2 separate regions of the Mus musculus genome follow, and region 2 is linked to region 1. A link is a loop called in an ENCODE intact Hi-C map of the cell type or tissue named here. Cell type or tissue: heart. All regions are shown on one strand. Each heading gives the region's core, and the rest is flanking DNA. Links, peaks and the distances in the headings are about the cores only. Region 1 holds the start of Gm32998 (a long non-coding RNA gene). Region 2 has its middle 46 kb from the start of 1700025H01Rik.

What was found. A loop is a pair of places that touch in the nucleus more often than their neighbours do. Peaks named below come from ENCODE experiments on the same cell type or tissue, not always from the same donor. Only the 100,000 strongest peaks of a DNase experiment are listed, where the experiment ranks them.
Region 2: it touches region 1 in a loop (3-fold over the local background); 5 of 42 quality-filtered maps call a loop at or near these places.

What each region holds. Positions count from the first base shown.
Region 1 is chr16:30,063,894-30,078,823 of GRCm38, reverse strand. It overlaps Gm32998 (a long non-coding RNA gene), which reads left to right and starts at 8,386. Exons shown (of 3, transcript XR_876001.2): 1 at 8,386-8,711; 2 at 8,894-9,937; 3 at 10,177-10,961. Hes1 (hes family bHLH transcription factor 1) reads right to left here and starts at 13,467. Exons shown (of 4, transcript NM_008235.2): 1 at 13,126-13,467; 2 at 12,898-12,993; 3 at 12,574-12,661; 4 at 11,028-11,952. The coding sequence starts at 13,233. The coding sequence ends at 11,396. In heart, for the core only: a CTCF peak has its summit at 7,967; a DNase peak (open chromatin) is centred at 8,423; H3K4me3 peaks cover 1,719 bases; H3K27ac peaks cover 1,833 bases; H3K27me3 peaks cover 35 bases.
Region 2 is chr16:30,139,510-30,154,439 of GRCm38, reverse strand. It overlaps the pseudogene Gm6029. Among named protein-coding and RNA genes, the nearest start is that of 1700025H01Rik, 46 kb to the left of the region's middle. In heart, for the core only: a CTCF peak has its summit at 8,811; a DNase peak (open chromatin) is centred at 8,699; H3K4me3 peaks cover 703 bases; H3K27ac peaks cover 424 bases; H3K27me3 peaks cover 376 bases.

The DNA.
Region 1 (14,930 bases), core at 6,847-9,346:
CCTCCCGTGATCCTGTGTCCCCTAAAAAAACTACTGGGTTTTGTTCATGTCCTGGTCTCCATGGTTCCCAGCACAAGGCAGAAACTCAGAGAAGTTTGTGGAAGGAGTAAATGGGTGGGAAGCCAGGTGATTCACAGACACTGAGGGATGACCTACCCATCTCTGTACTAGCTTCTACTTCAAATGTTTAGAGTGTTCGCTAATGTCAGGGAGCCTTGCAGCAGTTCTGTGGCCATAAAACCATCAACAAATGACTCTGGTCCAGTGTGTAGCCAGGGCTGGCCAGAGTTGATGACTCTGGTCCAGTGTGTAGCCAGTGCTGGCCAGAAGTGATGTGTTCTATTTCCACTCACTGGTCCCTTCCAAATCAGGTTGCACTATTTGTTTAGCCAACTGTGTTTTTCTGACTTCCAGTAGAGTCCAATCAAACCCAGGGCTTTGCATACATTAGTACCTGCTCTATCTTGAGCTATACCCCAGCCCCACCAAACTGGAATGCAAGATGCCATCAGCTGCAAGAGGGAGGGGAATTATATCTAGGATGCCAGTGTGATTATTAACACTGTCAACCTGACAAGCTGTAAATCCCTTAAGAGACAAACCTCTGAATATCTGAGGGAAGCTCTAGATTGGGTTGAGTTGGGAAGATCCACACTGAATGTGGGTGGCATCCTCCCATGAGCTGGGGTGCGATACTGAATAAAAAGAGAGAAATCAGTCAGCTAGGGAGGTGGCTCAGCTGGGCAAGTGATTGCTACAAAGGCAAGAGAACCTGAGTTTGGCTCTGCAACATCCCCATAAAAATCTCGGCTTGATGGTGCTCCTCCGTAGTCCCACTGCTAGGGGGAGGCGGTGATTTCTGGGGCTTATTGGCCAGTCAGTCTAGTAGAACCAGTTAGCTCTAGGTTCAATGAGAGACCTTGTGTCAAAAAAATAATATGGAGGGGGCTGGAGAAATGGCTCAGCGGTTAAGAGCACTGACTGCTCTTCCAGAGGTCCTGAGTTCAGTTCCCAGCAGCCACATGGTGGCTCACACCATCTGTAATGGGATCCGATGCCCTCTTCTGGTGAGTCTGAAGACATGGTAGTGTACTCACATATATAAATAAATCTTTTAAAATAAAAAGACGGAGAGCGATTTGAGGGAAACGCTGGATATTGACTTCTGACTTCACATACATGTGCATGTCACCAGCTCATACAAGTCATACATGCACTGACATGCATACACATACTAAAATAAAAAAGAAGAAAGCAGAGTACTAACATTTCACCTCTTCTTGTTTCCTTTCTGCAGATGCAGTGTGGTCAGCTGCCTTACTCTCCTGCCGTCCTGCCTTTACGGTCATGATGGATTGTACCCTCAAACTGTGAGCCCAACATACAGATGGACATCATTGCCAAAAGAAAATGGATTTCAGTGGAAGGTGGGGTGGAAGAAGAGTCCCAAGGTGGATGCTGAGATATTGCAGAGTCTCCAGAAGAATTTTAAACGCAGAGGATGCCATGGTAGGTAAGGAGGAGGGAGTTTCATGAATGGAATTTTTGTACGGCTCAGCACCTACGAACAGTTGTTGGCAGAAGCAAGGGCAGGAAGTAAGTGAGTGGGCCTGATCAGGGCATGCCAGTAGAGCCCAGGGTACAGAATGAGCCTGGTTGAGAGACAGAAAAGGCATGCCGGATCTAAGCAAGATGCAGGCATCCTTGGAAAGAATGGAGGATAGAGGTCTCTGGCTGTCTCTTAGAGAATGGTGAGAAGGGGCCAGAGTACCAGCACTTTCTGCTCTTGCAGAGGACCAGGGTTCAGTTCCCAGAACCTGAGTGATAGGTCCCAAGCCAGTTCCAGGGGATTCCATGCCCTCTTCTGTCCCCCAGAGGAATCTGTATGAATGTGACATATGAACATCACTCTTGGCAAGGTGTGTGGGAGGAAGGAAGCATCAGCCCTCAACTCTAAAGTTCCTATCTCTTTCCTGTAGTGAGTAGGGACTGGGAGACCATGGCCTTTGGGAGGCACTACCAAACTATAGTCAGAGGAAAAGGGAAGAGAAGGAGGAGGAGGGACAGGGGGGTGGAGGATTATTAAAAGTTCAAAATACAGCTAGGGAGCGGTAACGCATGTTTTTAACCCCTGGAAACAGAGACAGGCTGATCTCTGTGAGTTCAAGGCCAGCCTTGGTCTACAGGGAGAGAAAGAGAGTTCCACGACAGCCAGGGCTAACAGAATAGTTATCTCAAAATAAAAAAATATAATAATAATAATAATAATAATAATAATAATAATCATAATAAAATAGCTACATGGCAATGAAGAGGGAAGAGGACAGAATTTAGAGACAGTACTTGAGAAACAAGGAGAGGATGGAGGAGTCATGGGGGGGGGGGTGAAGGGTGGTGAATTTAAGGGGAAAAGGCAGGAGATAAAAAGTTGGGGAGAGAGGATCCACAGGGACAGGATTTTACCCAAGGAAGGAAGAGCAGTGGTTCTGCCAAGGCTCCACAGAAGGCAGAAAGTGTGTCTCTCCTCTCCACCTCTCTAGTCCTAAGCCACTCTCCTGGTCTGGTACCTCTCAACTCCTCATCCCAATTTTCTGAGTCATCAAAGCTTCTGTGCCAGGTGTGGGGGAGGATGGAGGGAGAGAGGTGTTCCTTTAAGACCCAGAGAGTGGCAAGGCTGAGGAGGGCCTTAGCAGAGGATGAAAAGGGGAACTGGTCCCTAGAACATGTGTTTTACCTAAAGGGCTTGAGGAAGGCTTCCGGTAAGCCTTGGATCCTAGCCCTCATTAGAGAGTCACAAAATAAATGAAAGTGTGTGTGTGTGCGCGCGCGCGCGCGCGAGCGCATATAAACATATATATACACACATATGTTTATGCTATCGCATGCCAGGAAACAACGCTGTTTGCTCTTAAAACATCTGAAATGCTGTTCAGGGCCTTAGCTTCTGAAATGGGTTTGACACACCGAATTTATTCTCTTGTGCTCTGCTAAGAAATAACCCCATTTTATGGTCTTGATGGCTTAGGGATAAATTTTATAACCATATATCAATGGGGAAAAGTTGGTAGAAGACAAGCTATCTACCAGAAAGCCCAGAGTCTGGCACAGTGCTTGCCAACCCTAATAGGCTGCTCCAGGCTGGAATGTTTGTAGACTAGATCTATACAGTTCATGTCTCACATTGACCACTGAATTATAAAGTAGGCGGAACATGAAAACAGATCACACTTATGAGAAAAAGTCTTTAAGCAAAAAGGTATTCCTCGGGGCTGGTGAGATGGCTCAGTGGGTAAGAGCACCCGACTGCTCTTCCGAAGGTCCAGAGTTCAAATCCCAGCAACCACATGGTGGCTCACAACCATCCGTAATGAGATCTGACTCCCTCTTCTGGAGTGTCTGAAGACAGCTACAGTGTACTTACATATAATAAATAAATAAATCTTTAAAAAAAAAAAAAAAAAAAAAAAAAGGTATTCCTCAGGCACCATGGCTGCCGTCACTCAGCCATACGTGCAACTGAGAAGGAGAGACACATGTGGAAACAGGAGGATAGTCACAGCGAAGCCTTGTCATTAATTTCAATTACAAGTATTTACTTGGGCTGCCATCGGGGCTCCCCTCATTCTTGTTACAAGGATTTATAGCATAAATAATAAAACCAGAGCCGTGTTTACCTGCTCTGAGTCTTTAAATGACATCACCCTGTTTTGTGTTGCTCTTAATTATATGTAGCTGTGTCTGTGTGTCTTCATGTGAGGATGTACATGTGAGTGCGGGTGTCCCAGAGGCCTCTGGTCCCATGGAGCTGGAGTTACACACTGTTGTGAGCTGCCTGATGTGGGTGCTGGGAACCAAACTTGAGACCTGCTCGTAACTGCCGAGACATCTCTCCAGGCCCCTACTACGTTCATCTTATGAATGTAAAGTACTTGTAGTAAACCAGATTCAAACTCACTATGTGTATTTTCAAAGTGACTGTTATACCTCCTGGATAGCTGAGATTTGGACTTTCGCTAATTTAGACTGGCATTAGTGTCTAGCCAGACTAGTTCATTAAGTGCACTTAATTAGGCAAACAGACTAATGGGGGACGCCTAGCCAGTTGGGGAAGAGAGCTTCTGAAAAGGAGGGAATCCTGGTAAGGATTTGCAGATTGCATTTTCTTTTTAAAGAAGTGGGGGTTGGGGGCTAGGGTAGGGGGTGTGGGGCAGATGCAAAGGATGGGAAAGTGGGAAAACAGGGGTATTTTACCTCATCGTGCTCTGATAATCACAACAAAGGGTAGGATCACAGCAGACTATATTGGAGCAAACTCTGTGAATGTGGTCCTCCTCCAATGCACTAGAGCAGAGGTTCTCAACCTTCCTAATGCTGCCACCCTTTAAATACAATTCTTTATGTTATGGTGAGCCTCCAACCATAAAATTATTTCCATTGCTACCTTATAACTGTAATCTTGTTTCTGTTATAAATTGTAACATAAGTGCCTGTATTTTCCGACAGTGATGGTTTTAGGCAACCCCTATGAAGAGGTCATTTGACCCTCCAAAGGAATTGCAACCCGCAGGTTGAGAACCACCGTGCTAGTGGAAGCATGAGTCTTCTTAGCATGTCAGGTGGCCTTTTTATAGCAGTGGTGATGTACAGGGTCCATTCTTGAGGTCTCAGTTTCTATATATGTTAATGATGGGTGTGAAATAATGCCAGGGCTGTAGTTGACAGTCTGGAAGTATGCCTCATGTAGGTGTGTCAGCGGGAGAGCATGTGCAGGGACCATGTTGGTGAAAGGACTTCAGGGATTCCTGATTTAGCCTTCTCACCTAGCTGCATGGGAACCCAGAGCTCAGACACTTATGTGGACGCACTCGGCATCTCCTAGGTAGTGGCCCACTTGGCACTGGAAGCCACATTTCCTGACTCTCAGTCCTTCTTCTTGACTGTGTTGACTATGCTTTTTTAGGCGATGGTAGGGTTTTAAGTTCTAGGCATTGAACCTAGGGTCTCAGAACATCGGAGAACACGGGTATTTATGATACCTATAGGTCCCTCAGCAAGGAATCTATGACTAAGCTATGCCTCCAGACCACAGAATGATTACTCTTGAAGTTAAATACTTGGCAATAATTTTTCCTAGGTAAACTTTGACCAATTATTGATTATACTGGTAATGTCTATTGTAACAAGTGTTAATGATAACTCAGAAGGTCAAAAGGTTGCTTGGTGGATAGAGCCTTCTTTTGTATCAACCCTGAGTAACACTTCCCCTTTCATATCATTTAACTTGTAATGAGTTAAATTGTTACTTTTTTTTCACTTGGTCTCTTGAGGGCCAGGCTGTGAGTATTTAGCTACAGAAGTCATGCCTCTATCCTCTAGTGCCTGGCTTAATAACTAGCATGAAATTTAGAAACTATGGAAGAAACTGTTGTCTCCCTTGGGGTGTGGTGCAATTACAAGTAGATGCTAAAAAATCAATGAGCAAAAGGCCATCGCTAGCTTTCCTATCTGGTGAATACACACTGTGGTCTTTCCACAAAGCACCATTGCAGAGGTTTCAAGTCCATTTACATACAGACATCCAGCACCACTTGTTGAAGATGCTTTCTTTTTTCCATTGAATAGTTTTGGTCTCTTTGTCAAAAATCAAAAGTCTGTAGGTATATGATTTCATTTCTGGGTCTTGGATTTAATTCCATTGGTCAACCTGTCTGTTTTTGGCTAATACCATGCAGTTTTTATTACCCTTGCTTGAGGTCAGAGATTGTGACACCTCTAGAAGTTCTTTTATTGTACAGATTTTTTCATATGAAGTTGAAAATTGTTCTTTCAAAGTCTGTAAAGAATTGTGTTGAAATCTCGATGGGAATTGCACTGAATCTACAGATTGCATTTGTAAAATGGCCCTTTTACTATGCTAATTCTACCCATGAACATGGGAGATCTTTCAGTCTTCTGAAATCTTCAATTTCTTTCTTCAGAGACTTAAAGTTCTTGTCATACAGGTCTTGCACTTGTTTGGTTAGAGTTGCACCAAGATATTTTCTATTATTTGTGGCTATTGTGAAGTGTGTTGTTTGTCTAATTTCTTTCTCAGTCTGTTTGTGTTAAGGAGGGCTATTAATTTTTTTTTTTTAGTTAATTTTGTATCCAGACACTTTGCTGAAGGTGTTTATTAGGGGTAGGGGTTTTTCTGTAGAATTTCTGGGGTCACTTATGCATACTACTATGTCACCTGTGAATAGCAATACTTTTGACTTCTTCCCTTCCAATTTGTATCCCCTAGATTTCCTTTAGTTGTCTTATTGCTCTAGCTAGAATTTCAAATACTATATAGCCAGAAACCAGAAACACCCTAAATGCACCCCAATTGAAGAATGGATAGAGAAAATTTACACAGTGGAAAGCTACTCGGCTATTAAAAACAAGGACATCATGAAATTTGCAGGTAAATGGATGGAACTAGAAAAGATCATCCTGAATGACTTGAGTGACCCACAGACCAACATTAGGTGGAGGAGTTCAGGGAGTCCTGTGAATGAGTCAGGGTAAGTCTGAGGGAACGGCTGGAATCAAGGACATCACAAGAAGACCTACAGAGTCGACTAACCCGAGCCCCATGGGGGCTCACAGAGACTGAGCCACCAGCCAAAGAACATGCATGGGTTGGACGTACATATCTGTAAGACATGTAGCAGATGTGCATCTTGGTCTTCATGTGGGCCTCCAAACAATTGGAGTGGGGAGTTTCTCTGACTCTCTTGCCTGCCTTAGAATCCCTTTCCTATAGCTGGGGCTGCCTTATCTGGCCTCAGTGAGAGAGGATGCCCCTAGCCCTGCTGGGACTTGATAGGTTGGTACCCCTGGGAGGCCTCCCCTTCTATGAGGAGGAGGGAGGAGTGTGAGGGTGGGACTGGGAGGAGAGGAGGAGGGCTGAGATGGGGTGTGAAATGAATAAATTAATGACAAAAAACAAAATAACAACAAAACCACAGCACAAACAGATGGATGATTTGATGTGCTCAAGCATTTAGGGAACGAGACCCAGACCATGTGCTTCCAACCTGATTGCTATGTTGCAGTAAAACAAGAACAGAGGCAGGGATGTAAGGCCAGCTTTGCCCTTTCTGAACTCTGACAGAGCTTGTATTTTGAATAGTTAAATACAAAAAACGATAGTAAAACATTAGTTTTTTTTTTTAAAGAGTAAAACTACAACTTCTCCATCTACATTTTAACTGTCTCTGTTCTCTTTGACAACCAAATCCTAAGTATTTTTATTTTTATTTATTTTTGGTTTTTCGAGACAGGGTTTCTCTGTATAGCCCTGGCTGTCCTGGAACTCACTCTGTAGACCAGGCTGCCCTCGAACTCAGAAATCCGCCTGCCTCTGTCTCCCAAGTACTGGGATTAAAGGCATGTGCCACCACTGCCCGCCTTCAAATCCTAACTTATTTCTGTTGTTTTCAGACAGTGTCAGGTAGCCCAGGCTAGCCTAACTAACACAAAATTGACCTTGTTCCTTCACTTCCTACTAGTTCTCCACCTCCCAAGCGCCTGGGGGGATTGCCACCACACCTTGCTCCTGACTTTTTTTTTTTATTTTTAAAGGTAAACCGTTCTATTAGAGAAATGAGGACAGCCGGCTATCCCTGTGGTCCAGGCAGGCGGCTTTGGTCTCCAGTTCCAGTCGAACCTGTGCCAGAAAACAGCAGGACACTAGGGGACACCTAGAGCCTGTTTGTCCTTTGTGTTGACTTTTTCTCCTCCCTGCTTGAAGGGAAAAACTTCCCTGGTTTCTTCCTCAGCAGGAACTCATCCGTCTGGGCGCCCTCTGTTTAAACTTAAGTCCTGGCACCTAATACATCACGCGTGGGATTAGTCACAAGCTGGGCTGTCTCGGTGGCTAAACAGGACTGCATTGCCACCAAAGTTGTCATTTTAGCGCCAGCTGCAGGCTGCCGGGAGCTTAGTAGGTGCTCAAGGTGCTTAGAAACGAGGCTCCCCTCTCTTAGGGTCCCCAGCATCCTTGTCCGGTGCAAGGCATTTGGGGTGGGGGATGTCCGAGGTGGTCCCTGCCTGCCTTCTCCTGTCCCGCTGGCCTGACTCCTGGCAGGGCCCTGCAGGCCTCCGGTGCCCCGACCCTGGCCCCCGCCCAGCTCCGCGGCTTCTAAACGCTGCCCCGAGCTACCGGGAGAACTGGAAAAACACTGGCAGGCCGCCCCACCCCCAGCGGGTCGGGCGGCCGAGACTCTGCGGCTGGGGCCTGCTGCCTGGGCGGCGCTGGCCCGGGGCGGGGAAGCGGGGGCGGCGGCCTGCCTGTCAGCGGGAGCGGGCGCGGGCTCGTGTGTCAGCGGCTCCCGCCCCTCGCCGCCCCCGCCGCCGCCCGCCGGGCCTCCCGCCGCCGCCGCCCGCCCTCCCCGCGGCCTGGCAGGCTGCCGGCTGCACAGGCGGGGGTTCGCGCCGTTCTCACGACCTCTCAGGTTGCCTGAGCTCATCTGGGAGCTATTCATTTCCTGCCAGAAAGCAGCCGGGCCTGCTGGGCGAGCCACCTTGGCCGCAGGGCCGCCGGGGCCGGCCCGGTGTGGCTGCCCTGGGCCGCTCCCGCCCGGCCGCGGTCCCCGAGGCCTCCCAGGAACCCCGAGCCACCCCGGCGGGCGCGCGGCGGGGGCAGCTCGCCCGCCCATCTGGTTGCACTTAGAAGCCCGGAGGAAGTGAGCGGCGGGTTGTTACCGGCCAAAGGGTGTGGGGAAAGTTAATTGACTTTAATGACAGGTTCCCCGTGACGATGTGGGGGTCTGGTTAAACCTCTGGGTCCCCACTGCAGAAGCGCGTGGGAGGGGTCAGGATGAGACCCCGAGGAAGGGGCGAGCCTCAGTTGCTCACCCAGAATCAGGCCCTCACCTCTATCTACCTCTGTAGATTGCTGCCAGAACCTCCGGAGAGCAGAGAGGCTCCAAGGACCTTCAAGGAGAGGCCCTCGAGGTCTCTGGCCTCAAGGACAGAGTTTGGAGCTGTGTCTTATCACAGGAGAGATCTACTCATCCGGATCTGGTTAGAGGGGCAAGGCAGCTGGGTGTGCCCTGAGGTGGTATAATTAGGCCAGGCCCAGAGGATCTGTAGGGATGCCAGAATAAACTGGAATGCTTCATCTCCCCAACCCCCAGCTACTGATTTAAGAAACAGCAGGGATACAGGAGGCAGCAGTGTCTAAGAAATAAATCTATAGCGTTTATGAACTTGGACCTATCCTAGAGAAGGGAAATGACTTATCCAAGGTGGTGCCTGCCATAAGTTCAGTGGTATAGAACAATGTAAAAGCTCCCAACGGGGATATAGGCTTTCTTCTACTCCATATTATACTTGAACAGGCTTCATTTAATAATGTAAATCCAAATTACGGGGGGGGGCACTCCTTTTCAAAAAGAACAAATGGTTTCTTTTCCTCTCACTTCTTCCTGAAGCTGCTGCGTGACACTTTTGGTGACATTAATAAAGATGCATGAAGAAATTAATTTCCCTTGTAGCCCCCTCCTCCATAGATGTAAAAGGAATTACTTTTATAAAATTGAGTTCCTGATGTCTTGATTATTTCTACTACAGAAGCTAGGAATTCTTGGTGGAAACAGAGGACTTTAATATCTAAATTTGGGATGTGTCTTAATGGAGTAATTGTTACTATGTTTATGTATAAACAAAAAGGAAAACCAGGAAAAAATGGAATGACAAAGTATGCGTTGAATACCTTTCTTGGGCAGAAAATAAGGCAAATAGGAGCCAATTAAACAAAACAAAACAAAACAATCTTTTAAACCTCTCTCTCCGGGGGTCGAAGCTGAAGGTCCTGGAAAGAACCGGCTGCTGTCTGCTAGATCATTCCTGTGATAGAGCCGCACTCGGCGCTGGCCTGTGGGAAAGGCTACAGCCAGGCGGGGGAGAGGTAAGGCTTTTGAAACAAGACAGAAAATCGTTGGCTTTATCTTTGTTAGGAAAGCTTCAAAGATTGATCTCTCCCGCCTCATCCTTCTCCTCCCAGAAGCCGCCGCTGTAAGGGAAAGGGGGTAGGGGGTTGAGAGGCGGGCGGGAGGAGCGGGGGCTGGGCGGAGGACTGGCCGGCTGTGGGGGAGGAAGGGCGCGCCGGCCAGACCCACAGCGCGGCTGATGTGTCTGGTCTCGCAGGGCTCGTGGTTTTCATTTCCCCAACACCTGGATGCAGTCAAACACCTGGCCAAATCTGAGAAAATCTGACAAGCCTTTGTGATGGGATTTGGAAGAAATTCCCTGCAGATCCTGGCACAGTTTAAAGCTGTCCGCTTTGAGTTAGGACTTGTTAAGGAGGGTTGTGTGAGCTGAAACCCGAGACAACCCTTTTGCTTCTATCTGGAGCCCACATCTTGCCTGGAAATGGGGCATGACCATGCGAAGGGGTCGCTTGCTGTTTGTATTAAAAGGGGAAAAACGGCCCGTGTGCCTGCCAGCGCAACCCCCACATGCTTTCTCCATTAAAGTCAAGCGCAGAAACTTATCAGAAACATATGTCTGCTGTTAATCATCTGGCCCGGGCTCCACTTGGGAGTCTAACTAGTTGTACCCTGGCAGAGAGAATCTGTTGACCTTTTCAGCTTGCTTGAAGAGGGTGAAGAGAGGCATTTCAAACTTTGTGATACGGGTGCCAGGGGATGCCTAGCTACGCCTGAGTAAGGACAGACAAATGAAGGTCCCAATGCTGGAGGGCTGCAATGTGGCTTGAGCGCGCTTTTACTTTAGGAGGCCAGTGGCTACTACAGGGAGTGAGTTGGGAGCCGCCCTTTGGAAGGTAAAAAAATAAGGACTGTTTATCAGGAAAGCCCCATCAAATGAATTCTCATAAATTAGGTCTTCTTAGATCATTGAGTGTTGCTGAAAGGTTTGATGGTTCCTGTTTAAAACTTTAAAAAATACATCCTATTTCTGAATTGCCAAACTACATGAATTTCAAGCCCCACCACTTTTTTTTTTTTACAAATTTTGAAATAATCAGTTCTAAGACATAAAAGCCTTCACTCTTTTATTATATTTTCTCAAATAAACTTCCCCAAAGGAAGATATTTTAAGAGCATTTTCAAACATCTTTGGCATCACATAAAAAAAGAAATCTCGTGTAAAAAACGAAATGTCATCTCAACTTTTATAATACAAAGGCGCAATCCAATATGAACATATAAAATATATACAAATGCAGTGCATGGTCAGTCACTTAATACAGCTCTCTACAAAAAGTAACTTTTTAGAATTAAAAAAAGCAACAAAATAACCACCAAATTATAAAAGTCTCTCCTAAAATCCAAGTTCGTTTTTAGTGTCCGTCAGAAGAGAGAGGTGGGCTAGGGACTTTACGGGTAGCAGTGGCCTGAGGCTCTCAGTTCCGCCACGGTCTCCACATGGAGTCCGAAGTGAGCGAGGAGCCACTGGAAGGTGACACTGCGTTAGGACCCACCGAGGTCCCACTGTTGCTGGTGTAGACCGGGATGACCGGGCCGCTGTGAGCGAAGGCCCCGTTGGGGATGAGAAAGGCAAATTGGCCGTCAGGAGCCGGCACCACTTGGAAGCCGCCAAAAACCTTGGCAGCCTCTCCAGCCTGGCTGCCCAACTTGCAGGGTGCGCTGCCGGGAGGGGGCGCCGCGCCCCCGGGGATGGGCACAAGCGGCGGCGGCGGCGGCGCGAATGGCGCGTGCTGGGGACCGGCAGGTCCTGACGGGGGCGGCGGCGGCGGCGCCTGCAAGGCGGGGTGCGCCTGCCCGGGGTAGGTCATGGCGTTGATCTGGGTCATGCAGTTGGCCAGGTGGCCCAGCAGCCGAGTGCGCACCTCGGTGTTAACGCCCTCACACGTGGACAGGAAGCGGGTCACCTCGTTCATGCACTCGCTGAAGCCGGCGCGGTATTTCCCCAACACGCTCGGGTCTGTGCTGAGCGCGGCTGCAGGCCAGAAGGAGAAAAGATGGGTCACCGAAAAGCCCTGGCCCCGGAGCCATACAGCCTCCCGCCCTGGGAGGTCCCCGCAGCGCGCCTCCGGAACCACCTGGGGTTGGGAGGGTTGGGTAGGCTAAGAACAGCCAGCTCCTTCTCCCTAGGTTGGGGACATAAGCCAGGACACTCCCTCCATCTAAACCGATCTCAGCTCCAGATCTGCCACCCCTAGTCCCGCGCGCGACCTGACCTTGGACAATGCCACCCAAGGCGCCTTCCAAACCCCACTTCCCCTCCTGCGGCAGGGGTTGGACCGGTGCTAAACCACTGACCCCTACCTTCTATCCAGCCCCAAACTTCCTCAGTCTTACGTCCTTTCGCCCTCACCGGCTTCTACCACAGCCAAGCTGCCCACCACCCTTCTCGGCTACAGCCTCTCCCTCCATTTCCGGAGCAGTAACAACTTGGGAGCTGTGGCTATAAATAAGACCCAGACCGTGGGAACGCGGAGTGAGCCAAGGCAGTAAAATGTAGCTGAATGCCTCTCACAACCGCGGGCGGAAGTCTGGAAGAAATCACCGCGGGCCGAGAGGGACACCCGCAGAGAGGGGACGCACGCGCGGTCCTTACCGGTCATCTGCGCCCGCTGCAGGTTCCGGAGGTGCTTCACAGTCATTTCCAGAATGTCTGCCTTCTCTAGCTTGGAATGCCGGGAGCTCTGCGCAGAAAAAACAAGGGATGAAAGTCAGTCCTCCTTGTCAGCTGCCTCCGAGTTCTGAAGGTCCCCGCCCGCATGTCCCACATCCCAGGGCCCGGCGGCCTCTCTCCCGCCAGTGGGAACGTAGTGCTGGCGGGGTAAGATCCACATGCAGCAGGCTAAGAGCTTAGTTCTTTGTGCCTGGGAAATGCCATTCCATTCGTAATTAAAAATAAAAAAAAGCATTGCTCACTTACATCTTTCTTAAGTGCATCCAAAATCAGTGTTTTCAGTTGGCTTAGACTTTCATTTATTCTTGCCCTTCGCCTCTTCTCCATGATAGGCTTTGATGACTGCAAAGGGGGAGAAAAGAGGTCCTGAGTTCCCACGGGATCTGCCATTTCACCCCGAGGTTTTAAGAGAAAAGTAAAAGGAGTCCCGCTGTGCACAACCCACTTAATTTCTAGACGCAGGTACTGTCTTACCTTTCTGTGCTCAGAGGCCGTCTTTGGTTTGTCCGGTGTCGTGTTGACACTGGCTGGGGTAGCAGCCACCGGGGAGGAGGAATTTTTCTCCATTATATCAGCTGGCATTTTCGTTTTTTTTTTTTTTTTCTTCTCAGTCCCCAGAGAATTTTATTTTTGGAATCCTTCACGCAAAAAAAAAATAATTTTTTTTTGCTTACGTCCTTTTACTTGACTTTCATAAGAAAAACTACTGAGCAGTTGAAGGTTTATTATGTCTTAGGGCTACTTAGTGATCGGTAGCACTATTCCAGGACCAAGGAGAGAGGTAGACAGGGGATTCCGCTGTTATCAGCACCAGCTCCAGATCCTGTGTGATCCGCAGGCCCTGGCGGCCTCTATATATATCTGGGACTGCACGCGAACGGCTCGTGTGAAACTTCCCAAACTTTCTTTCCCACAGTAACTTTCAGCCAATGGGAGGAAGAGACACGCGGCACCGCTCGTGGACTGCGCCCCCCCATTGGCCGCTAGGCACAAGGTCTGGCGGCCAATGGCGCGCGCCTGAGCCCGGGGCACCGGAGGCTACAACGTCAATCAAAAGGATTTTAACCCTTTGCTAACTCTTTCCTCTGGGCTTTGCTTAGTTTTAGTCTAGTCTATTTCTTTTGTGGCCAGGCCTTTGGTTTTTATTGTTCTTGCTGCATGCAATATAACTACTTTGTATAATAAGTTCATTTGAAAAATATTTTGAACAGATATAGGCCAAGACAAAATTTAGTGATTGAAAAAAGGAGGGAACAAGGTAAAGAGGATGTGTTACTCTAATGTCTTCCGGAATTCCCGCTCGAACTCTGTATGTTTAGGGGAGTCAAAACTGCTCATGAGGTTGGGGAGATACTAAACCCCACACGCTAAACATGCCCTTACCGTCCCCCCAAATGCCTTCACAGCCAGGGTTTTCGGAGCAAGGTGTCTTTTGGATGCTTGTCTCCCTCTAGCCCATTCATTCCTCTCTTGGAATTGCAACCTTGGACCTCACGCTTCTCCAGAAAACAATCAGAATAATTTCCTACTGGGCAGAAAGGAAATGGAATTTCAAACGAAAAAAAAAATGAACAAGGGGGGCTTTGATAGCAATGCGACAGGAGGGGCGCGCTCGTTCCTCCGCCACTCTCTCTACCTTTCTCCCCGCAGGCTCCCAGTTGGCAATACGGATAGACGGCGGGCAAGGGAGTCGGGGCTCTCCCCTCCTCACCCCGCGGGCGGCCAAGGCGGCCTCGGCGCCCCGCGCGCGAGCCCTTTAAGAGCTCCACCAGCCGAGCTGCAGTTTGACATCAGCCGGCCGGCGAGGGCGCGCCTGGAGTCGGAGCACGTGCCAGGATGTTTTATTGCCGCCGCGGCTGCGGCCGGGGCCCAGAGGATGTGTGTGTGTGCGTGCGTGTGTGAGTGTGTGTGCGCGCGCCCCGGGGGCAGGGAGGCGGGGGCCGGCGGCGGCCGGCCGGGAGGGAGCGGGGGCCGCCTCTGGTCCCCGGGAGAAGCCAAGAAGGTAAATAGCAGCTGCTGTGCTCGAGCCTGGGAAAACCCCGCCCCCTGCGCCTGGCCAGGGCTCATTGGCGCGCGCTGCGTGTGGGGTGTGTGCGTGCGTCCGTGTGTCCGGGGCCCCCTCCTCCGGCCCGGGCGAGCCAGGAATCCGCGGGGGCGGCGGCCCGAAAGCTGAGCCCCCGCGCTGGCCTCCCTTCCCCCGCCCCGGCCAAGGTCAATCCTTCCGGGCAGGGAGCGCACGCCCAAGGGTGGCGATCGGGGAATTCGTGGGCCCCCTTCCC
Region 2 (14,930 bases), core at 7,330-9,829, 75 kb before region 1:
GGCCTTGTTCTTGTGTGTCCCTCACCCCTCTGGCTCCTCCAAATATTCCTTCCACTCCTCCGTATGACTCCCAAGCTCTGCTTACTGCTTGGCTGTGGGACTTTGTATCTGGTCCCATCAGTTGCTGGATGAAGTCTCTCTGGTCTTTCTGATGATGTTTAGACTAGCTCTGGTCCCATCACATTGTGCAGGCATGATAAACTGTAGGTAGAAGGTTTTGTGGCTGAGCTGGTGTCCCAATTCCTCAACTCAAGGCTTTTCCACCTCCTCTTCTTCCTCCTCCCTCCTCCTCTTCCTTCTTTCCCTCTTCTTCCTCCTCCTCTCCTCCTCTTCTTCCTCCTCTCTTCCTCTTCCTTCTCTTTCTCCTCCTTCTCTTTTCTCCTCCCTCCTCCTCTTCCTCCCCTGTCTCTCCAGTAAGGTCTCTTCCTTGTCAACTGTCATTGCCCAGGGCTCAACAGTTGTGGGCTCTGACAGGCATTGTCAATCAAGAAGTGGACTGAGCTGCAGAAGAAAATCCTGGGAAAGGGATGGAAGGTGGCTGTAGAAATGTCCACAGAGAACGTCTCTTTTCTGCTTCCAAGACCATAGAAATGTCTAGTCCTTCCTTGTGTCCAAAGAGGCAAAGAGGAAGTCAGGGTTTCTTAGCTACTTGGAGTTAAGTAGCAGAGGGAGTTCTTAGTAGGAACCACAGGGGAACAAAGGCTTGAACCCAAGAACCAGTCAGCCAAGAATCACCTGTAGTCACAGGATGATGTAGGGCAGCTGACTGTTAGTGACTTTTTCAAGGGGTTCTCCATTGCTGGCTTTTTGGGTGACTTCCTTTTTCACATGGAAAGCTCCCTTCTTGAGCTTGGAGAAAACCAGTTGTTCATTGCTCTCCATCTCCAAGGAGCCTGTTCTCCTTGAACTCAGTCTCTAGACACTTCTCCTTCATGGCATTTGCAAGAGCAAGGTAGGTCACCCCAAAGCTGCTCCATCATGATTGGGCTCCATTGCCTGATTCTACCTCTCCTGGATGGGGGCACTGTGGACACTTGTCCTGGCTCCCTAAGTCATCTCTGCCAGCTCTGCTCCAGGGATGCTCCTGTGTGCCAGCCTGCCTGACTCCTTACTTCCCTTCCTTCCTCCCTCTCTTCTTCCCTCCCTCCCTCTTTTCTCTCTGCCTCCCCATCTTCTTTCTCTCTTTCCTTCCTCCCTTTCTTTTTCTTTCTTTCTTTCTTTCTTTCTTTCTTTCTTTCTTTCTTTCTTTCTTTCTTTCTTTCTTTCTTCCTTCCTTCCTTCCTTCCTTCCTTCCTTCCTTCCTTCCTTTCTTTCTTTCTTTCTTTCTTTCTTTCTTTCTTTCTTTCTTTCTTTCTTTCTCCCTCCCTGCCTCCCTTCCCCCCACTCATATCTCAGGTTGGCCTTGAACTTGCTATGTAGCTAAGGAAAAGTTTCCACTTCTGATTTTCCTGCCTCGTCTTCTGAGTCCTGGGTGTGTGCTGTCAGTCATGCCTACTTTGTAAGTGCTGCGGGTTAGACTCAGGGCTTCAAATATGATAGTGTAAGCATTCTACCATCTGATCTACATCTCCAGCCCCTTATTGTCTTGGTAGCATTCTTTAACACACAGAAGTCTGAAAATTGATAAAGTCCAACTTACCTCATTATTTCCTTTGATTATGAGTGCTTCTGACATATCTGAGAACTAAGTACTTAGACCAACCTCACTGAGTCCACACCTCTGTTTTCTTCTAAAAGGTTTACAATTTGGGTTGTTACAGTTAGATCTCAACATCTGTATCCCAAGAGCTCAGGAACCTTATCCCATGGAAACACCTATGACTGTTTCCTAGAAAAGAAGTATCGGGCTGGAGAGATGGCTCAGTGGTTAAGAGCACCGACTGCTCTTCTGAACGTCCTGAGTTCAAATCCCAGCAACCACGTGTGGCTCACAACTATCTGTAATGAGATCAGATGCCCTCTTCTGGTGTGTCTGAAGACAGCTACAGTGTACTTATGAATAATAATAAATAAATCTTTAAAAAAAAGGAAGTATCAACTGAAATGCCAACAATATTTTGGCATCTCTGGATACATAGTATCGACTTGTTCTCCAAAGTGAGTGTACCAATTTTCATGCCTTCTAGCACGTATGGGAAATGTGTGGTTTTATTGTACACTGAGAAGTTTGCATACAACTTCTATTGATCTTGGTAAACCAGACAGCACCCAGTTCTCACTGTCCTTCATCCCATGATACCACTCACTTTTTTAACTAACATTATTTCTAAGTATTAAGATAATCAACAATGGGCAGAATCTTTTTATGATGCCCAAACTGAAGAAATGAATACAAATGGAGATACCATGGGCAGGTTTACCTTATCAGTGGGAATAAGACCCCATGTATGACCTTGGGGCACAGTGCTGTAGAGGGCAGGGAGGACAAGAAGAGAAAGGAGACACAACAGTGAGTCAGTTGGCTCCACACGCTCAGAGTTTATCCCTATCAGGAAAAACTTGTGCTCATAGGGTATGTTCTTACAGATCCAAGAAGTCCTGAATAGTCTGATGGGAGACAAGATCTGCATTAACCACGAAGATCAGTTTGGAGGTAGAAATGACTGGCGTGAAGTTAAATAGTCAGTAGTTACTAGTTATTGATTATCTGTCATGCACTTGGTTTTGATTTAGAGGAGGGGTAATTAGCTAGGCACTTACATTGTGCTTGAAAAGACACAAACACAAACAGGTCAACTTTTGAGTGACTTTTTCTGGGAAGATGAGAGTGAATGTCTACTCACCCCAGATAGGGTGCCAACAAAAGACCTAATAAATGAACCCATGTAAGTCTAATTTAGTAATAAACCAGTGAGTTTATCATGGTGAATCAAAGATGTGTAGATAAAGAGGAGCCAAGCTGTGACTGAAAAGCCTACCCACAATGGATGACGACCCTTCAACAAAGTTTCACACCTGAAAGAATTGTCCAGTGCTACTCTGTGGAGCTGGGGCCACAAGACAACAGCACAAAGGGACAGAAATAGACCCTGATGCTTTGGCCACATTCATAGACCTGCCCGTCCCAGGTGCTGTCATTTGCTCATTGGAAGCTCTTATGCACTGGGCAGTTTGCCCAGGGTTTGCTAGATTGTGTTTATTGTCCACATGTCACTGTCCTCGAGAAGGACTCAGAGGAACATTGCCACGATGGCAGGTAGGAACCTGAGTGCAGCTTGTCAGCCAAGCCTTTGAAGCTTTTGGTGTTGGGTGTTTTCTGCTGAGCTTACTGGCAGAGGACTTGGATGGGTGCTGGGATGGGGTCATCTGCTGAGAGGAGAGTGACAGTGAGCAGCCAAGAGCTTCACCTCAGCTGCCCGTGCCCTGAGGAAAGAGGCATCAGCCAAATGGAAGCCTAACCCATCCGATGGGAAGTACACGATAGAGGAATTTTCCCCCCTAGAGGTAAAATTAAACCCTGCCTTGCAAAACTGGACTTTCTCTGATGTATGCTCATGAAATGTACATTGAAATAGAGATTTTAGCTCATCCATTTGTCCTGAGTGCAGAATTGTCCACTTTTTACCACCTTCCTGGCAATGCCAATGCTGCTGACACCAGGTAACACTTTGGGGTGCACAACTACCAAATGTCTATGAGACACACATACAAATGACCCAAAGCCTGGAATACACAGAGAGAGCCATTCCTAGCTTGTGTGTGCACGCTGAACACATCAAATGGCCCTGACGGGAGTTTTCAGAAGCCATAGCTGGTTTCTCATCCTTGGGAGCTTAGCCTCAGTCCCAGTGCACCACAGCTACACCTCTGTTCTCACCGCTGCTTAAGTGCATCTTGCCCTGAATCCCTGAGCCATGTCTGCTGGGAAGCCTGGGCTGGTTGGAGACTCTTCCCCCTGTTTCTGATGCATGACAGCTTAGCCACACTCTCAGCACATCTGCCTTCAGGTGTGTTTGGGGAGAAGCCCCAGCATGTGCTACAGCCAAATTTACACACACACACACACACACACACACACACACACACACACACACACACACACTACTGAGGAGTTGCCTCCTCTGATGTCACAGGGTTTAAGTCTTTCCCTGGTGACCTGAGAATTGGGCTTCCTGTTTGAGTCTGAAGGCTGAGTTTACTTCCAAGAGAGGACCTGGGTTTCAGAGAAAGAAATGTAAATTAGGAAGAGGTCCTGCTTAGGTAGACCTAAGGTCTTTGATGACCCTACAACAAGAGTCTGCTTTCCTTCTTAACCGCAGTGGGCCATATAAAAACAATCCCTTTTGAATGCTAAACCCACTTGACTCCTGGCAGTCTCACAAGGGTTGGCCTAACCCTGCAGTCCACAGTGGGACCAACCTCAGTGTACTCAGCGACACAGTGTTGTGTACAGAACTGTGATGACTTGAATGGGAATGGCTCCCAAAGGTTCATTTACATGAATGCTTGGTCAGCATGTCCTGCAAATCGGGATGTGGCTGCCAGCTACTGCTCCAGTGCTGTGCTTCACACATGGTTTCCTGCCATGATGATAATGAACTCACATTCTGAATCTGTAAGCAAGCCCCTAATTAAATGCTTCCTTTTACAAGAGTTGCCTTGGTCATGGTGTTTCTTCACAACAATAGAACAGTGACTAAGGCAGAGGTTGGTACCAGGAGTGGGGTCTTGCCCTGAAGTCACCACTCCCTTTGTCCCAGTTAGCATCAGACTTTTCTTTAAACATTTTATCTCCTTGAGCACTGGATAATTCCATTACAATTCCTGGTGCTCCTTTTCTGCACAAATGACATTTTGTATTTATTTCTCTTTGTCCATCTTGTTCCTTTCATTATAGATCTGTGTAAGACTGATTACAAAGAACCACATGACATAGTCAATACCAGGCTGTCTTGAAATCTCCTCTGCCAGCATCGTTAATCCAAAATTCTTCAATTTAGCCTCAGGCAGATTGGTGGGACAAGAGCACCACACTCTTTGAGAAAATATCACCTTTTTATTCGTTCTGTATGAATTTCACATCATGCACTCCAATCCCAGTTATTGTCCCCTCCCCTGGTACCTGCCCTCCACTCTTGTAATCTCTCTCCTAAAACAGAAAAAGAAAAAAAAAATCTCATTGTGTAAGCTGTAATGTGTCATGGTGTGTCCCACAGAATACTTTTTTTGTCCATACTTATTTGCTCACAAATGTTGACTATCACAAGTAGGCTTGGCAAAGGCCTCCCTAAGGTAGTGGTACCTGAGCCAAGAGTCAAAGCATTCGGGGAAGAGCTTTCTGTGTAAAGGGAAATTCTGGAGTCAGATCCAACTTGAGGATTTTAGGGATGACCTATGTGTATTGAAAGTGGTGAGCACTGGGATGTTTTGTAGGGAGGAGGTGGGAAATCCCATGATGTATGGTGTTGTAAGCAGTGAATAGACATTAGATTTCATTCTAAGTTATATAGAAAGGTGTTGGAGCAATATCAAGAAGGCTGTAGGAGGAACCAGGAAGACCGTCTATTTGTGTTTGCTGGGGGAGGGGGTAGCTGTAAGGTCAAGATATGGGACTGTAAAGATAATGATTGAAGATTGGATGTACTTTGATAGTGGAGCTTGTAGAACCTGTTGGTGGACTGACTGTAACATGCAAGAATAAAAAATGAATCAAATATTATTCCTGGATTCTGGGCTGAGCAAGCAGGCATATACTAACTGGTATTAGTTATAAAACTGTGAAGTATTTGCTGGGACAAGGAGTAACATTTTAGAGATGATCAGAGTTCTCTTTGGATTTTACCTCTGAGCTGAACCCGGGTTTACCAGTTCTTTTAGACTGCTGTAACGAAACAGAGGACTGGGTGACTTAAACACAGTGCAGCTTTCTCACCATTCTGGGGGCAGGGAGTCCAGCTATAGACTCAGTGTCACAAGACCCCACTAGACTCAGTGTTTGTCCCCATCCACTTCCTTGTAAACAGGCTCCTGGCTCCAGCTTCATGTGTCCAACGGGCTGAGGGAGCTTTCTTAAGCATCCTTTATTAAACAAACAAACAAACAAACAAACAAACAAACAAACACAAAGAACAAAAAGTCACCAGTGTAATTCATGGGATCGCACTCATCACAGCTGTTTCCCCTAAGCCCTAACTTGAGGGTTAGTGTATTAGTCTGGGATCTCTAGAGGAATGCAACTTATAGGATCTGTCTGTCTGTCTGTCTGTCTGTCTGTCTAGGGGGATTTATTAGAACCGTTTACACGCTGTGGTCCAGATACTCCAGGAATGGTTGTCTACCTATGGAAGGTCCAAGAATCTAGTAGGTTTTTTTAGTTCATGGGATGGGATGTCTTAGTTGGTCCTCAGTGTGCTCTGAAATCCCAAAGAAGGCTCTAATACCAATGAAGGAGTGGATTTGTCAATGAAAGAGAATAAGCAGGCAAAGAGAACGTGAGCTTCCTTCTTCCATGTCCTTTCTATAGGCTGCCAACAGAAGGTGGGGCCCATATTAAAGGTGGATCTTCCCACCTCAAAAGGTCCAGATTAGAAGTGAGTCTCTCCACTACAAAAGATTTAATTAAGAGGGGAAAAAATCCTTCACAGATATGCCCAGCCATTTAGGTTTTAGTTAATTCCAAATGTAGTCAAGTTGACACCAGAAAATAGCCATCACAGTTAGCATGGTAACATTTAAATGAGAGGAAGAAATCAGTATTTAGCTCCTTGCATGTCCTGGCCATCACTAGGTTTCCTGATCTCTCTACTACTTATTCGTCAAAACTATATTTCCTGAGACCCGCCATACCCAGTTTTCAGGGAGAGCAGCACAGGAGAAACCAAACACAGAAAAGACACCGACTGCAGCTAAATCCTAAGCCAGAACCAGAAGCTCTGAGAGGTTCTCCTATGTGTTGGACACACACACAATAGCCCAAGCACATCCCCAGCACTGCAGTGTTCCAGCTTAATTGGAGAGTGTAGGCAGAGAACTGCGAGCCATAAATTCATTCAAGATGCACTTTGTGGGTGCCTGCATAGTTCAGGCACTGTGCTAAATGTGCTCTGTGTGTGTGTGTGTGTGTGTGTGTGTGTGTGTGTGTGTGTGTGTACAGAGACAAAACACATTTTTCATCCCTCAAACTTCCTTCACATGGAGAGAGGTGGGCAAGCAAATGCTTCCATCCCAGGGTAGTAAAGAAGGAACCCTAAAGAGGTAGATATGTATATGTGGCAGGGGCTGCTGCCCCCACTAGGGGAGGTCACTTAGAAGAGCTCTTGACTTGGCTGTGTCTTGAAGGATGAAACGGACTAATAATAATAATAATAATAATAATGATAATAGCCACAACAACAACGATGAAGCCGCTCCTGGTCAAGGGGACAGCAGGAACAGACAGAGTGAGGGTCAGGAGAGAACAGAGCTGAGGGACCTGCAGGGAAGGGAGCCCCTCAGAGTGCTCAGTGAGGAGTCAATGCAGGCCGGGCATAGCTATATACTTTATATAGCTTTTTATACTGCTGCATGCATAGCTTTAACTGGCTGTTGAGACGGATGTGCACACACACACACACACACACACACATACACACACACACACAAACGTGGCATATGTAGGGGTATAGAACAGAGGCTGACAAGGGAGAGAGAGGACATGGGAGCAGGAAATGAGAGACAAGGGAGTTGGGTGAGGGTAGGCCTCTGGGGTCTGCTATGGGGTCTGCTACAGGATGGGGTCTGCTATGTTGCAGATCTGTGTGATTGGGAAAATTTTCCCCAGGGAGGAGGTAGAGAAGAGACAAGGAGAAGTCAGACCCAACTTAGATCACAGGGCAAGGCTGCCTGTGGTTACATTAGAAGCAGAGTGGTCTTTTATCCTCCCAGTGACAGTGAGTTTTATTTATTTATTTATTTATTATTGTTATTATTGTTGTTATTTATTTATGTGTATGTGTGTGATGTGTGTTGTGTGTGTTGTGTATATACATTGTGGGTGGGTGTGCATGCCTGTACACACACACACACACACACACACACACACACACACACACACACACACACGGAGGCTACAGAGGGATGCCAGATGTCTTCCTCTATTGCTTCTGCCTCACTGCATTGAGGCAAGGTCTCTCACTGAATGGGAAGCTCATCTTTTTGCCTAGGCTGCCTAGCCCAGCCAGTGAGCTCTCAAGAGTTTCCCAGTGCTGGGGTTAAAGGTATGTGTAGCCCATGCTTGGCTTTTGATGCAGCAATGGGAACTTGAACACTGGTCCTTCCTGCTTATAGAGCCATGTACTCATACCCACTGAGCCATCTTCCCAGCCCCAACCTACCCCATTGTAAGGTAAGGAAACAACGAGCCAGAGTGGTTGGTTGCCGTGGCTGGCTGTGCAGGTGGGCTTCTGTACTTTAGGTTTGGCTTACTGCCTTTGGTCCGATATAACCCTTCTGTTGTGGGTTAGAACTCAGACAACAACCTTTACCCCTGAAAAGGGACCTGGGCATTATACTGACCCCCCCCCCCCCCCCCCCCAGGAATAGGAACAAATGTAAGGTTAGGCCACAGCTGGTAACAGGATGGGTTCTGTCACCCAGCCTAGCAGCCCCTCCCTGAGCAGTGTGAGCCTTCCTCCCCTGAGACTCACTGCCCCACCTTCCCCACGCCCCAGCACGCCTGACAGCCGCCAAACTCATCACCTCTGAGATCAGAAAGGCTTGCAAGTAGACACTAGTGGTCTTGGGCTGAGGAAACACACAGGAGAGCAATTAAGGCCGCACGTGGTTGTGAGCCGCCTCTGGTGGTTTGCAGCTGCAGAAAGCCCTGACTCCCCTGGGCTCCGCACTCGCTTGCCCGCTTTCTCTCGCTGGGGCTGCCTGTCTGTACTTCCCATCCTGACCAGGACCAATTAGATCCCCATGTGTGCTGCAGGCGTGAAAAAAAAAATAGAAAGTGAGTAATCCTTCATGCGCCTCTGCGTGGCACAGCTTTGATCCTCGTGGCGCGGTGGCCCCGTTCCATCAGAAAATGCGTCTGTCTCGGGTTCTTTTCTTTTCTCTTTCTCTCTCTTTTTTTTTTCCTGTTAACCCAATTTCTTTTTTTTTTTTTTTTCAAAATGACATGAACCTCCACCCAGAGACCTGTGAAATGACCACCATCCATCTTCAGACCCTTCTGATCAAAGCTGGGTTGGATTTTTTTTTCCTTTGTCGCGTTTTTTTTTTTTTTTTTTTTAGACTTTCGCTACAGTCAGTCCCTCCTAAGGTTGGTTTGCCGCCAGTGTTTCCAGGCTGAAATAAAAAGGAATCGTCTATTAATATCAGCTTTGGGCAACAAGGCCACCATTGTTTGCTTCATTTGGGAGTATCTACAGTCTGGGTTGGGAGTGGAGGGGTGGAGAGATTAGATAAGCAGTTTCAAAACTAAGGAGGGACGAGGGGCGTTAACTGGTGTCTTTCAAAGTTGTGACCAGTCTCATTAAATAGCTGCAGATTCAAATATTTGGGAACTGTTTGATTTTGAAAGTGCTGTAGTCCTCCAGGCCTCTCTGGTATGAAGGCCTGTTTCAAGCTGACAAATAAGGTGGTGTGTCATTTCTGTGGCCGGTGGCCTATGGAGCTAGGTAGTGGAAGAGGAGGTGACAGAGATCTGGGGTGTTGCAGAGGAGGAAATGGAGTTAAGGGTGGTGGGGATGGTGGGGTGTGGAGGAGACAGCAGGTGGAATAAGAACGGGGAGGTGTTTGTGGAGAAGTGGGAGCGGGTCTAGTGGAGGGGAGAAGAAGGGGAAGGATGGAGGGGTGCAGGTGACAGAGGAGGGGTGCAGGTGACAGAGGAGGGGTGCTGGTGACAGAGGAGGGGTGCAGGTGACAGAGGAGGGGTGCAGGTGACAGAGGAGGGGTGCTGGTGACAGAGGAGGGATGCAGATGACAGAGGAGGGGTGCTGGTGACAGAGGAGGGGTGCTGGTGACAGAGGAGGGGTACAGGTGACAGAGGAGGGGTGCTGGTGACAGAGGAGGGGTGCTGGTGACAGAGGAGGGGTGCTGGTGACAGAGGAGGGGTACAGGTGACATGGAGGGGTGCTGGTGACAGTGGCCAAGCTGGTATAGTAAGGTGGCAGGGACATGATTGAGGGGTGTAGATGGCAGTGGAGAAATCACCACCTATACATGGAAAGGGTGAATAATAGTCAAGGGATGAAGTCTGAGCGCACAAACGGTATATGAGTTACTTCCTGTTGGTGTGAAAAAGTACTGACTAAAACCGGCTTGGAAAAGAAAGGGTTTATCACACTTCCATGTCACAGTCTATCACTGAGAGATCTAGGAACAGAAACTCAAGCAAGAACTTGTAGACAAGAACTGAAGCAGGCATTGCAGAATTGCTGCTTACTGGCTGGCTTGCTGCTTACTTGCTTTCCATGGCTTGCTGAGCCTGCTTTATTAGACAGCTCAGGACCACATACCCAGGGGTGCCACTGCCCATGGTGGCCTGGCTCCTCCCACATCATCAATCAATCAAGGAAGTGCCCACAGGCCATTCTGACGAGGAGGCATGTATTAGGCACTTTCCAGTTGCTGGGTGATCAAACACCATGACTTATAAAGGAAAGTCTTTTATTGGGTTTATGGTTCCAGAGGGCTATAGTCTGAGATGGCAGAGGGAAGGCATGGTGACAGGGACAGTTGAGAGCTCACATCTCAAACTGCAAGCAGGAGGCAGAGGGCACAGTAGGAATGCAGGGGTCTTTGGAAACCTCAAAGCCCACCTCCAGTGACACACCTCCTCCAACAAGGCCACACCTTCTAGCAAGTCTGCAACCATATAAACCTATAGGGATCACCCTCATTCAAACCACCACAAAGCAACTTCTCCATTGAGATTTTCTCTTGCCAGGTGACTCTAGTTTGTGTCAAGTTGACAAAAGTTTGCACAAGGGGGGAAATGAAAGCACTAGAGAGTTACTGAAAACCAGGAGTTGCTGTCCCCTCTGACTAGACAATGGAGAAGAATCTAAAGTTGATGGCAGAATGTCCCATTTACATAGGGATATGCATATGTCTTCTCTGGGACCACTGGGGCTGGGCCATTACCGCTCCGTCTGAAGCTGATTTGGATAGCATTTGCTGGGGACAGGTACCTCCAGGCATGAGTCCATATCACCCCAGCTGTTGACTCATTCATTCTGGTGTATCTCCCTGAGAGAGTGGGTAGGAGAGCAGGAGAGTCGCCCAGACCACCCACACTGAATGTGCCTGGGGTTTCTGAGTAGCCCACTGGTGTGGTTTAAATAGAAATGGCCCTCTTAGGCTCATATATTTGAATACCTGGTCATCAGGGAGTAGTAGTGCTACTTGACAGGACTAGGGGGCGTGGCCTTATTGGAATTGGTGTGGCCTTGTTGAAGGAAATGGTCACTAGGGGTGGGCTTGAAGGTCTCAGATGCTCAAGCCACGCCCGGTGTGGCAATTCTTTTGTGGCTGCCTGTGGACCAAGACACAGAATTCTCAGCTCCTTCTCCCGCACCATGTCTATCTGCATGCCACCTTGTTTCCCATCATTTAGTCCACAATGGACTAAACTGAAATGTAGGCCAGCCCCAGTTAAATGATTGTCTTTATAGGAGTTGCTGTGGTCACAGTGTCTCTTCACAGCAATAGAAACCCTAACTAAGACACCGCCTGATCCAGTAAGAAACATGCACTGGGAGTCGGTGCTGGCCCTGCTTCTGCAAAGCTGAGTGACTTTGATTGGAGCATTTTTCCTTTCAGCCCCCCCACCCCCCAATCTCCATTGCTCAAAGTAAGCTCATTCTATCTGAGATGTTGTATAAGCTCTGACATCCTGTTTCAGCTTTGGAGAATCTAGTGATGTCACTGGAGCTCTGCCTGAGGTCTTTTCTCCTTTACAGAGTTCTGGTTTCCATTGCTTCTGCCTGGTCCTTGTCTGAAGGTCTCTACTTGCCCTTTGGCATTGTTGGATAATGGGTCGGGGTGGACCCCATCACCCCAGTGCCCACTACTCTCCAGCGATAACAGAAACAGAAGCTAATGAATTCTTGCTCTAGAGGAAAGGTTTCAAGTTTTGAGTAAGGGCTCCAAGGTGGACTGTTACCAGCTGTGAACGCACACTGGGTAATATGAGGAGTGCTGGCAAAAGCCACTGAATAAATCCAAGTGATCTACCAGAGAAAGCTAGTGAGCAGCTGGCACCAGAGCAGGAAAGCTGGCACAGCAGAGGAAGCAGAGGTCCTGCAGCAAACTAATTCCCTGCTACCGAAAGTGAGCTAGTCACAGTCTCTCTGGCATCCGGTGCTCCGTGTCCCAAAGCCAAGGAGAAGATTTTAAAGGATCAGAAAGATTTTTGTCCCTTTGGACCTGAAATTGGACCCAAGGAGTTACAAGGCGAATTGCTGCTCATAAACACTTCCAATTTAAATTTACTTCTATCAGACTGCAGTGATGTGTTTCCAATTAGAGGTTGGGGCTGGGGTGTAGCTTAGTGGTAGAGCGTATACCTCGTCTTTGGCCATACTACCCTGAAAGTGCCTGGTCTTATATGATCTTGGAAGCTAAGTGGGGTTGGTCCTGGTTCGATTGGAGGGTACCTAGCATTTGATGATTGGAGGGTACCTAGCATTTGATTGGAGGGTACCTAGCATTTGATTGGAGGGTACCTAGCATTTGATTGGAGGGTACCTAGCATTCGATTGGAGGGTACCTAGCATTCGATTGGAGAGTACCTAGCATTTGATTGAGGATACCTAGCATTCGATTGGAGGGTACCTAGCATTCGATTGGAGGGTACCTAGCATTCGATTGGAGGGTATCTAGCATGTATACAACTGCAGATTTATTACACCCAGCATGGGGAAGGTGAGAAGGAGGAAGTGAGTGGCAGAGTGATGGATTGATTCTGAAATGTATTTCTGAGACTCCTGGTACCTTGCCTTTGATCTGGATCTTCTCATGTCCATTGTCATGGGATCGGTAGTGGAGGCTCCTTGGTTATTTCTGTCCTTGTCCTTATCCACGATAAGGACGATAAGAACACGGTGGTTCCTACGGTCCGGGACTCTCTGACTGGTAACAATGGGGCAGGTGGCAGGAAAGGAGATCATGAGAAAGAGGAGGGTGTTCTGAGCACACCCTCTCCATGCCAACCTCAACCTTTCCAACGGAAAGAGCATCATTAACGGACTGGAGCTGCAATCTGATTTGACACCCACTGGCCGCTACTACATCTGAATGCTTCTCAAGATGTAATTACCCATTGGAAGAACCAAGTCCTGAGAAGAAGAAAGCTGACATTTTCTAGTGTCAGCTATTCAGCAGGCTGGGGGCTGTTCATGATGGATGGTGATTAATTCTTTCAGGATGTATACTATTATCCCTGTCTGACAGTGTAAGGATTCAAGATTCTCGAAGAATGATACGCCAGACTCAAATAGTATACAACAGCAAAGAGTGTTTATTCTGAGAACTTGCGTGCAGGGGTCTACCATACATCGGGATGGAAGTCAGAGGTGTGGACTTAGCAGGGTCAATTTAAAGCCTGTTAGGGCAGGAGTGGGTCCCTTTTCCCTTTCTTTCCTTGATTAGTTGGCTCTATCTACATGAGTATGGGTGCCTTTATGATTGGTTCAGGCTCTGGGGATTTGAGAGACTTTTGTTGGTTTAACTATACTTGGCTCAAGCTTTTTGGGATAGCTTCTACAGCTCCTGGTTGGCTGCCCATGAGGTTGGCTCAGGCTAGGTGGTGGGATAGCTTCTAGAACTCCTGATTGACTGCCCGTGAGGGGTGTTTTTCCTGGAATTGACTTGTTTTGGACTTTTCCAGTTCTGAAAAACAGAAACTTAGGCCTCATTTCCCAAACTGTCAATTAGTAGCCTGTCATGGCGTCAGCCTGACTCTGGCTAACTCTGTCCTAGAAAGACTGAGTAGCTCAAAGTCATAGAATTGGTTGGTGGAAAAATTAGGGGTCAGATCTAGGTTTATCTGTCTGTCTGCCCCACCAGGGCAGGTTGACCTTTGTGGTCTTCTGAATGGCAAATACTCCATATTCTTGAATACTGAGTCCTAGTTTGTGATAGTTTGGGTAGGCTTAGTAAGCATGGCCTTACTGAAGGAAATATGTCACTGGGGGTGGGCTTTGATGCTTCAAAAGCCATGTGCTATTTCCAGTGTGCTTTCTCTGCTTTCTGCTGTGGTTTGAGATGTGAGCTTTTAGCTGATGCTTCAACTACTTGATGCCTACTGCCTGCTACCCTCACTCCTCCATCATTGGTACTCTGGAACCATAAGCCAAAGAAACCCTTCATTCTATTAGTTGCTTTGGTCATGGTGTCATATCACAGAAACAGAAAAGTAATTAATATTGAGATTTGTACCAGGGAGTGGGCATTTTCTACGATAGACTTGGCCATGTTTGTTTGTTTTTTTTTGAGAGATTCAGAAGGCTTTGGAGTTTCGGACTAGAAAAGCAGTTGAGCACTGTAGGCCAGTGGTTCTCAACCTTCCTATTGTTGTCCCTTCAATACAATTTCTCATGTTGTGGTTGCCCCAGCCATAAAATTATTTTTTTTGATTCAATAAAGTTTTATTTTCCCAAATGTACAGCTGATTGACCCTGTTCATGCATCTTCGCCAGCAGTTGGGGCGTCTCCACCCTTTGTGTTTCTGGTGTAAATTACTTGGGCTTGTGCTTTGAAACCAGCTTGATAAGTCCTTTACTAAGGAGCTCCTGAAGGGCTGCCCTGGCCAAGGAACCTCAAATCTTCAGTCTCTCGGAGACCACGGCTGGAGTAATAAGCTTATAGTTCGGAACCTCCTTACAGAGCTTGTCGTATGTTGCTTTGTCAAACAGGACAAGATTGTTCAACTTGTCCCGAACTTTGCCTTTGGACCACTTCTTCTTGGCCTTGCCACCAGATTTATTTACTGGGTCTTTATCCTT